Regions from separate parts of the Mus musculus genome. Here region 1 is linked to region 2. Evidence: chromatin contacts called from ENCODE Hi-C or POLR2A ChIA-PET data. All regions are on one chromosome and are shown on one strand. Each heading gives the region's core, a stretch centred on a gene start or an enhancer-like site at or near the end of the contact. The rest is flanking DNA. Distances are from core to core; before and after follow the strand shown.

Evidence for each region. A loop is a pair of places that touch in the nucleus more often than their neighbours do. ChIA-PET counts read pairs that join two places held with the same protein, here RNA polymerase II (POLR2A).
Region 1: POLR2A ChIA-PET joins it to region 2 with 18 read pairs in Patski. The contact joins the promoter of Zfyve16 here to the promoter of Fam151b in region 2. A Hi-C loop is called at or near these places in 1 of 37 maps with a recorded cell type or tissue (v-Abl transformed pro-B cells). POLR2A ChIA-PET finds 5 or more read pairs at or near these places in 1 of 5 experiments (Patski).

What each region holds. Positions count from the first base shown.
Region 1 is chr13:92,528,645-92,533,477 of GRCm38, forward strand. Zfyve16 (zinc finger, FYVE domain containing 16) reads right to left here and starts at 2,166. Exons shown (of 18, transcript NM_173392.4): 1 at 2,055-2,166.
Region 2 is chr13:92,481,774-92,486,315 of GRCm38, forward strand. Fam151b (family with sequence similarity 151, member B) reads right to left here and starts at 2,258. Exons shown (of 6, transcript NM_001163627.1): 1 at 2,155-2,258. The coding sequence starts at 2,179. It overlaps Gm52060 (a long non-coding RNA gene), which reads left to right and starts at 2,300. Exons shown (of 3, transcript XR_003950692.1): 1 at 2,300-2,363; 2 at 3,172-3,246.

The sequences.
Region 1 (4,833 bases), core at 916-3,415, 47 kb after region 2:
TTTGTAATATTTACTTTTAAAATGGTTTTAAAAGTCTCTTCATGGTTTTAAAAAGTTGGTAACAACAGGGACAATTAATAAGAAAATAAAACAATAAAACAAAAATACAACTTCTAGAATTGCTAAGGTGAGAGACAATGAGGACATAAACAGAGACCAAGGTGAAGATGAAACAGATAAGTAGCTCTTATCTGTACAGTAGTAGTCTCTTGGAGACGGAAACAAAGGGGAAGGCTGGCATTACCAACAGATCCCCACGCTGGGTGACTGGGGAAACCAATAGCAATGCATTGACCATCACAGGCAACTCAAGAGGAGCAGGAAGAAGGAAAACACCTTCTGGACTACTGCCTGAAGTACCTTGAGAACATCCCGGGGAAGATGTCCAAGACACTGTTGAATGTAAGAACCTGGAATACAGAGAGGATTCTGAGATAAAGATTTGTAAATCAGTAATGCACCACTGTGAATGGAAGCGACCTAGGAAAAGATACAGAAGAATATAGAAGCCTGACATGAAACAACTAATGATCCCTAAACCTGTGTGCATAAAGCTATGACCTGGGTTACACATACTTCTGTAGAACTATCCAATACACAACGCTGAAAGAAAGAAAATCACAAAACTCTGTACAACATAAATCCATTTTCCACAAAAATTGTTAAAATAGTATTAGCAAGGGGGAAAATACGGAGGAACAAGTACTAAACTAAATCTAGTGTAGGGATTATGTAAGCCTTTCAAAGCTAAATTATGTCTCTCTACATTTTACTTAAAAAGAGAAAAGGAGATAATTTTATTATTTTCCTTAAAAATGATATAAAATATTCTAACAATATAAAAATAATAAAAATATATTAGAAGGCAGTTGGACACTAGACTGTAAGGGGTATAAAATTGTGAAAGACAGTAATATGATCATGAAGAAAATGTTCAATGTACATTAGAATTAGAATTTAAAAACAACCAAGATTTTTTAATATAATAAAGTATTTGCTTCATTGTATGACTATTTTTAAGTGAATATGTGAAGAAAAAAAAGAATTTCCAGAGTTTTAATTTTCAAAATGGTAAATATTCTGCATTAACAATTACATTTTCTTGAATATTTTTCAATTGTCATTATCTTCAACCATATAGGATACTATGTGTAATTGGCATTATGACTGGGGACAAAAAAATTAGTTTTATTTGTAAGGTAGCTACTTCAAAAGATTGTTTTTGCTCATATTATTATGTGTATAGTAAAAAAATGTAATGGGTATATGTGTACAGCTTTTAAAAACATGGGAAAGGTGAGCAACACTCTTATCATTTTAAGTTTAAAATGCAACAGGGGCCAAAAAAAAAAAAAAAAAAAAAAAAAAAGGACAAAGAAAAATGTCAAAATGGTAAGCGGCTGGTTACTTTTGCACGGTGGAATGGTGACTAGCTCATTCCTAATTCCCTCCTCTAATTTTTAAATAGCTTGCCACTAAATGTGTAGTTTAATATCAAAGAGAAGGGGGAAAAAAGAAGTTATGTGAAAAATCGGACAGACACGATCAAACCACTAAACTTTTGCCAACTCGAGAAATGCCAAACTCAGCCGAGTAAGTGACGGAACCGGATGACATCACCAACTTATTCTTTGAATTAAAAGATGAAGTTAATATTTAAATTTACGGGCTGGTTTTCTGACATGGCTAACCAAGAACATGAGTCTGGAATGTAACAAATTGCAATCACGGTCGCACAAACAGGTTAACTGTTAAAAGTTAAGGTCATCTCTTCAGAGGCACCAAAGACAGCGAGCGAACACTGAGGCATCAGTGAAACGGAGGAGGCGGCGACAACAGGCGCCGCGGGGACTCGCGGGATCCAGTGCGGCCCGACCCGGCCCAGCCCAGCCCGCGATGGGGTCGGGTATCTCGGCCGCACAGAGCCCAGGGTGGCAGGCGGGTCCCGGAGGAAGGCGAGGCCGGGCCGTCGCAGCCTAGCGAGTCCGAGGCCGCCCCGCCCCTCCGCCCGCAGTACGCTGAGGAGAGGCCGGTGGCGGCTCCGAGGCTCTTACCTCCCCACACCCCGCCGAGCTCTCGGGGACTCGACGCGACGCCGCAGTGAGGCGTGAAGAGTAACCCGGCCACGACACCCAGGACAGCGCGACGCCAGCCTAGAGCTCGTCCCCAGCCGACCTAGCAGAGAAGGGCGCAGGCGCAGAGAATGCTTCCCGCTGCCACGCCCCCTCCGGGAGGCTTGATCTATGCGCATGCGCGCTGCTCGGGTCCGAGCCAGTCCACGCGGGCGCGCCGGAAGTGGCCAGGCGACTCCGTTGGGATCCTGCGCTCGGACGCTGTTCCAAGGACGCTCTTCTGCTGGCCTCAGGAGGTGACTAGTGCCACAGCTCAGCTGACCCGGCACTCCGGTTTGCACCAGCCAAATCCAGCGGCCGACACTGTATCTCACCTCCGGGCAGCTCCTAAATGCCGGTCCTTGGGTGAGCGGATTGGCCGACGCCGCCCTGCACTTCTGGCTGTACTTCTGCATTTCCAACCCTCTGTAGCCTCCAGAGCGGCTGCTGTCTAAAACCAGAAGCCAGCTACCCTCTCGGAAGGAGATGCCCGATGCCTCGCGCGCGCTCTCTGCTTCGGCCTTCGCATTTTCACCACGAGTTTTCTAAAATTCAAAGAGAGCGAAGAGAAAATTAGTATCCGGACCAGCTTGGGGACTGCTGGCTCGCCTAGGCTTTCGAGAGATTACAAGCGTTATCGCTGCTGTGATTTGTACTCAAGAGACTTCACAGTCAGAGCTCAGGTCCTCAATTCAGTAATTGGCAACTGTAGTTTATCTTTCAGAGATTCTGCATCTCTACTTCTGGTTCCCCTTCTAAACTCTGATTTTTGCCAAGAGCAAAACTTTTGGTTGTGTAAGGTGACTGGCCTGTTCTTTGACAGACAATGCAAAAGAGATGCTTCGCTTACATTAGCTAATTAATCTTAAGAATAATTCCACAAGGGCTGGAGAGATGGCTCAGCCGTTAAAGGCTAGTCTCACAACCAAAAATATAAGAATAATTCTACAAAGTACAGTGTGTATTTTCACTTTTATACGTTGGACACTGTCACAGATAAAATGGGGCCGTCGTCTTTTTGGAACCTCAATTCAGAAGCAGTGGCTTGTGCATACAAATTAGGGGCAAAAGTATATAGTACAATGTAAGGACAAATAAGAGTTATTTTAAATGAACAAAACAACATTTTAAAGTATATGCAAATCAGTTCACAAAATAGCATGTCTACCACATTTTATTGATGTTCAAACTTAATATAGCAGAAACAGTGTATTCTCCATAAATCTGTTTTACCAATTTGCTTAATTTATAGATGAATTCATTGGTGAGAATAGTGTGGATACTCTCATATCCTGGTGTGGATATAAGTTAACACAAATTCACATATAAAGTAGGACTTTTGAAAGAACCTGCTTAGTAGCCAGGTACAGTAGCCCAAATTCCCTCCCCAGGAACACCTGTAAGGAGAAGCAAGGTAAAGACAGAACTTCCAGAAGGAAAGACAGAAACCAATGGGGACCTGAGAGGGAGAGCAGTCTGTCTGTCTTTCTTGCCTCACTCCTATTCTTGAAGTATGTTCTTGATATTGAAACTATGAATCCAGTCCCCTATTTCCTCCTTCTTTTTTCACTACCTGAATTTGAATTCTAGTTCTGCCACTCATTAGCTTTGTTACTGAAAGCTAGACACTCTCTTAGTAAGAGTATGATACGAATAATGTGTAACCTGAGATATCCACATAGCACAATTGAATCACTGATGATCCTATTGGCTCAGTCCTTTTCATGAATTGTTGGATTCTATTCATGTTGGTATGTTTTATGGTTTGTGTATGCTCAGCTCAGGGAGTGGCACGATTAGAAAGTTTGGCCCTATTGGAGTAGGTGTGGCCTTGCTGGAGTAGGTGTGTCAATGTGAGTGTGGGCATTTAACATCCTCAATCTAGCTGCCTAGAAGTCAGTCTTCCACTAGCAGCCTTCAGATGAAGATGTAGAACTCTCAGCTCCGCCTGCATCACTTCTGCCTAGATGCTGCCATGTCCCTGCCTTAATGTTAATGGACTGAATCTCTGAACCTGTAAGCCAGCCCCAATTAAATGTTGTCTCTATAAGAGTTGCCGTGGTCATGGTGTCTTTCACAGCAACAAAGCCATAACTAAGACAGTATACCAGTGCTCTATGACTGTGGCATATCAATAGCCTTCAGGCATATTTTAAAATGGACTTTCTGGGGCTGGAGAGGTGGCTCATCACGTAGTAGCTCTTTCAGAGGATCCAGGTTCAAGGCTCAGAACTTACAAGGCAGCACATAACAAATAGTGAGGGGATCCAACACCATGGGCACACAAGCTGCAGAGACATACAGCAGGCAAAACACTCATAAAAGAAAAACTCTTTTAAAAGCTGATTTTGTTAACATAGAACAACTCTTGACAGCTTTTCTATGTGGCTGGTGCCTTAGAAAGACCTAGATGTCTTAGTTCTGGTTCTTTTTGTTGTTTGTTTCTCCAGACCTGATCTAAAATAGCAATAGTGCCAAGGTTAATTTAACTAGCAAGTGGTTTAAAACCAATGCTTTCAATTCCAGGTCCCTCTTTCTTTCTTTCTTTCTTCCTTTCTTTCTTTCTTTTTTTTTTTTTTTTTTTTTTTGGTTTGCTGTGTGAGTGTGTGTGTGTGTGTGTGTGTGTGTGTGTGATATTGATATTGTTCTTTTGTTTTTTTGCTATTCTTTTGTTTTTTGAGATGGTGTGTGTGTGTGTGTGTGTGTGTGTGTGTGTGTGTGT
Region 2 (4,542 bases), core at 1,008-3,507:
AATGCTTGTTAACACTACATAGGGTCCATTCTATGGCCCTTAAAATGAACAAGACAGCTCTCTAGGTACAGTAGAATTTCAGAGACAGAAGTGAAGAAAGCATTAGAGCAATGGAGCCCCTACAGAAGGAGGGGTAATGGGGACCTGTCCATGTATTACACAGGAAGGAAGAAACTAAGGCTGCTAGTCAGACGCCTTCAGCATCTTTGTGAACTTGCGTCTTTTTTTTTTTTTAAATTTCAAGAAAGCGAGGGCACAAGATATTTTACGGAACTTAAGGTTGCTAATCAGAAATAAAAGGACATTTATATGAGTGTATACATTTTAATAACAAGGTCCTTATAAGTCTACAGGGAGAAAGGCCAGTAAAAGTTGAGGTGATATAGTGAGAAGAACTCAATCAATTATTTCTGACTTGAAAGGTGCAGGAAGAGACCCTGTGAGCCAAGGGGCCAGAAAGGCAAGAACACTGTCATCCACACCTCCTGGAGAAGAGCATCCCTGTTAGCACAGTGCTCTTAGGCCTTTGAGATTTGATTCAGACGAGGGAATTGAAAACAGCTGCAGGGTGGGGCGGTGTCTCCTGTCAGAATGCCCCCTTGCGTGTTAGATGTCCTTAAGCCACAGTTATGTTGTTTCCTTTGCATAAGAAACATCTAAAGCACCAGCGCTTTTCTCTACACTTGTTCACTAAGGAAGGGCGCGCATCTTCCAAAGAGCCAGTGCCATTGTATTACAGTGTGGTATGGCTGTGTGAGCATGTGCATGAGGAGACCAGAGGACAGTCACAGATGTCATTCTTGTGTTTTGAGAGAGGGAGGCTTGCTAACCTGGAGCTTACCAAGAAGACAACTCTGAGTGGTGTGCTATCTCCTTCCATGGATCCATCTGTTCCCATCCCCCCCAGTGCCCTCCTGTACCAGGGTCCCTGGTTTTCACACAGGCTGTGTGGATGGAACTCTTGTCCTCATGCCTGCAAGGCAAGAAGCTTTGCAAATGAGCTCTTTCTCCAGCCCTGCCAATGTGATTTTGACACCTACCTCTCCCTCTTTTGTGGGCCTCGTGGGAAGAAATACCTAAGAAATTGATATTGAATTGATCTACTATGGGTTGGGAGGGGAAAAGTCTCACCTTACCCAATAAATATGCACCATAAACATTTACAGAAACTTTCTTAAAATTCACAGTACAAAACCAGAGGGAGGCCCCCAACCTTGAGAGAGTCCACTCTATTCCTTCTTTGACGTTTGATAAATATAAGAACAAATAAAAAGAGTGTGAAGTTGAAGAGAGGTTTGGTAAGATCTGGGGGAGAGGGAAAGATAAATTGATCAAAATACATTGTTTAAAATCTTCAAAGGTTTTATGCAAAATAAAGAAATATTTAATGTTTATGTGTGTGTTAAAAAGCAGAGACGGAGAGATGGCTCAGAGGTTAAGAGCACCAACTGCTCTTCAAATTTGAAGGTCCTGAGTTCAAATCCCAGCAACCACATGGTGGCTCACAACCATTCGTAATGAAATCTGATGCTCTCTTCTGGGGTGTCTGAAGACAGCTACAGTGTACTTACATTTAATAAATGAAAAATCTTAAAAAAAAATAAAATAAAGAAGGTAGAGGGCTGAAGAGATGGCCTAGCAGTTAAGGGCACTGACTGCTCTTCCAGGGGTCCTGAGGTCACTTCCCCAGCAACCACATGGTGGCTCTCAACCATCTGTAATGGAATCCGATGCCCTCTTGTGGCGTGTCTCAAGACAGCTGCAGTGTACTCATACAAATAAAACAAAACAAACAAACAAAAAGTGAAAGGTTAAAAAAAAAAGATAATGTGGTATGTATGTAAGACCTTTTTGGAAGGATCCACCCACGAATGTGTAGCAGAAATTTGAGGGGGAAATGGGCTAATGATTGGGAAGGACTAGAGACCTTACTGAACCATTTTGAACTTTTAATATCAAAAATGAATTTTCCTTTTGTATCTAAACAATCGATTTACCCTAAATTGTTTCTACCTTTGTCACACGGAGATACTCTTCGGCCTCAGTTAAATCAGCCACCACTTGAACACCCCGCAGACACTGGCATTTACAACTCAATAACAAAACAGGAAAAAGAGTAGGCGGTACCCTGCCCGCTGAACCCTCCACACTTACCCGGGCCCCCTGCACATGCTGCCATGGTGACAGACAGACGCAGCGATCTGCGCAGGTGCACAAGGTTGGCAGTCTCCTGGTTGTCTTCCTGGCGGAAGCCAGATGACCTGACCGGAACCTCTGCGCCAGTGATGTAAAAGGTGCGCATGCGCACTGGAACTGCTAGGCTTGGGGCAGGGAGAGAAGCGGGGATAGTGGGAAGAGAGGAGGTGGGTCGCGGGGAGAGGATTGCGGGGCACATTTCCCATAGTGCAGTGGTCCAGTTCTGGTGTGGAGCTACTCATTCTAGGGTACAGCGGGCTGCAAAGCTAGAATACATTACCTGACAGCACAAACGGAAGTGGTTCTCGCCCAACCCTTCAGAGAGTAAAATTTTTAAGTCACTCTGACTTGAGTGGCAATTTTGGCCTCAACCGGGTCTCCAAAGTCTCTGGATTTCCTCCAGCTCAGCCAGAAAATATAGCCCCATTGCTTTATGGTCTTTGGTTTTCTACCTGTATCTTCACATTTAAACTTACTTCTTTACAAACAGCATAAACCACACACCTCTCACCTCAAGAGTTTATTCCTGAACCAAGTATGAGTGATAATCGTTCTAGAACACGAAACCAGTTGCCCCAGACATATTGCATAGTTTAGTAGTGTTTTTCGCTGTTTAAGAAAGTTATATATCCTGGAAAATTTCAAATACTTTTGTGGAAACATCAGGCATGCAGTTTACAGCAAACTGAGTGCACGTTTCCGTTCCTATCCGACGGTTCTTGGGTTTCAGGCTGGTACTGTGTTAACACATTCCAAAAGTTTCACCTAGTCACAAGGACATGAGGTCAAGTAAGCAATGCAATTAAGGGAGCTAAACACAGCACAAGAAGATGCTGCTAGAGCTTCAACATTCCAACACCCTCACCCTGGAAGTTCTAACCACCAGCCTTGTTAGTAATGAAATTGCTATTATCAAAGTACTCCTACGAATACAGGCAAGATTTCTAATGGATTTTTGTTCCTTTCTGCAATTAGGATGCTTTTTACCAATCGCGGAGTAAAAAACGTTCAGACAGAAGCAATGGAACCTACTTACACTCCATAACCCAGGTAATTAATATAGTATGACTACACAATGCTACACTGTAAGTAAGAAATGTCACTATGAACACGGTGTGGATGACCCTGGAAAAGTTAAAAACTATGAGTCGTTGCGTATGTAAAGGAAATCACTGTCAGGTAGGCAGCTGTGCCCTGTGCTCACTGCAATGTTAACTCCTAAAAGCAAGACACAAAACCAACCTAAGATCCACCAGTAGATGAATAGATAAAATGTAGCAAGGCCCATCATGAAGTTCAGGGTTCATATAGGAGACCCTGTTATTTGCAACAAGGATGAACTGTCAGATGTTGGGTGAAGGAGGACAGGCCCAGGAAGACCAAGGCTGCATGATTTCACTTCTATCACTGACCTAAGAATGCTGACCTGGACAAAAACTGATGATGGTGGTTGCTGGTGCTGAAGGGCAGAGTTGGCAGAGGAAAGGGAGATAGTGGGGCGATGTAAGATGTCAGGACACATTTCAGGTGGGAGAAACAGATTCAAGTGTTCTCTCACACAGCACAATAATTACAGCAATTCCAATGTCTTGTGCACTTTAAGAAACAGAGAGGAATAAGATCACTGCTGCTACTACCTCCAATTCATGGGATGGCACACACGATAAAGATGACTACCTGTTGAAGATATGTGGTGGAAGAACAGGGTAGATCCGTGCAGGTGGGATCTGCACAGCATTTAGGATTATAAAGGTCCTACTGCTTCTGTCTGGACATTTTTTACTCAGCCATTGGTAAAAAGCATCTTAATTGCAGAAAGGAACAAAAAATTAACACGCTAAATTTTCATGTTTCTTTTTGCTGAACTGTACACACAAGTCAAACATTTCAAAGCCACTCAACAAAATATCAAACCTAGAATAAGTAAGCAGTTTCTGTTTTATTTCAAGAAAGTCTTTTATCACTTGAATCATATCAAAATTATTCTATTAAACTTCTAGGGGCTGGAGAGATGGCTCAGTGGTTAAGAGCACTGGCTGCTTGTTCTTCCAGAGGTCCTGAGTTCAATTCCCAGCAACCACATAGCGGCTCACAACCATGTAATGGGATCAGATGGCCTCTTCTGGTGTGTCTGAAGATGGCTACTGTGTATTCATATAAATGAAATAAATCTTTAAAAAAAAGAAAGAAAGAAACTTCCATGAAACAACACAGAAACCTAGGTTGTCAGGAACCTACACAACTGTCAAAGTAAGACTTTTATTATTCAATCATAAGCGTTCTTGGTGTTTCAGACTTGAGGCCAAATGCCCACTGTGCTACAAGCTCCTCCTGAGGCAGACACGG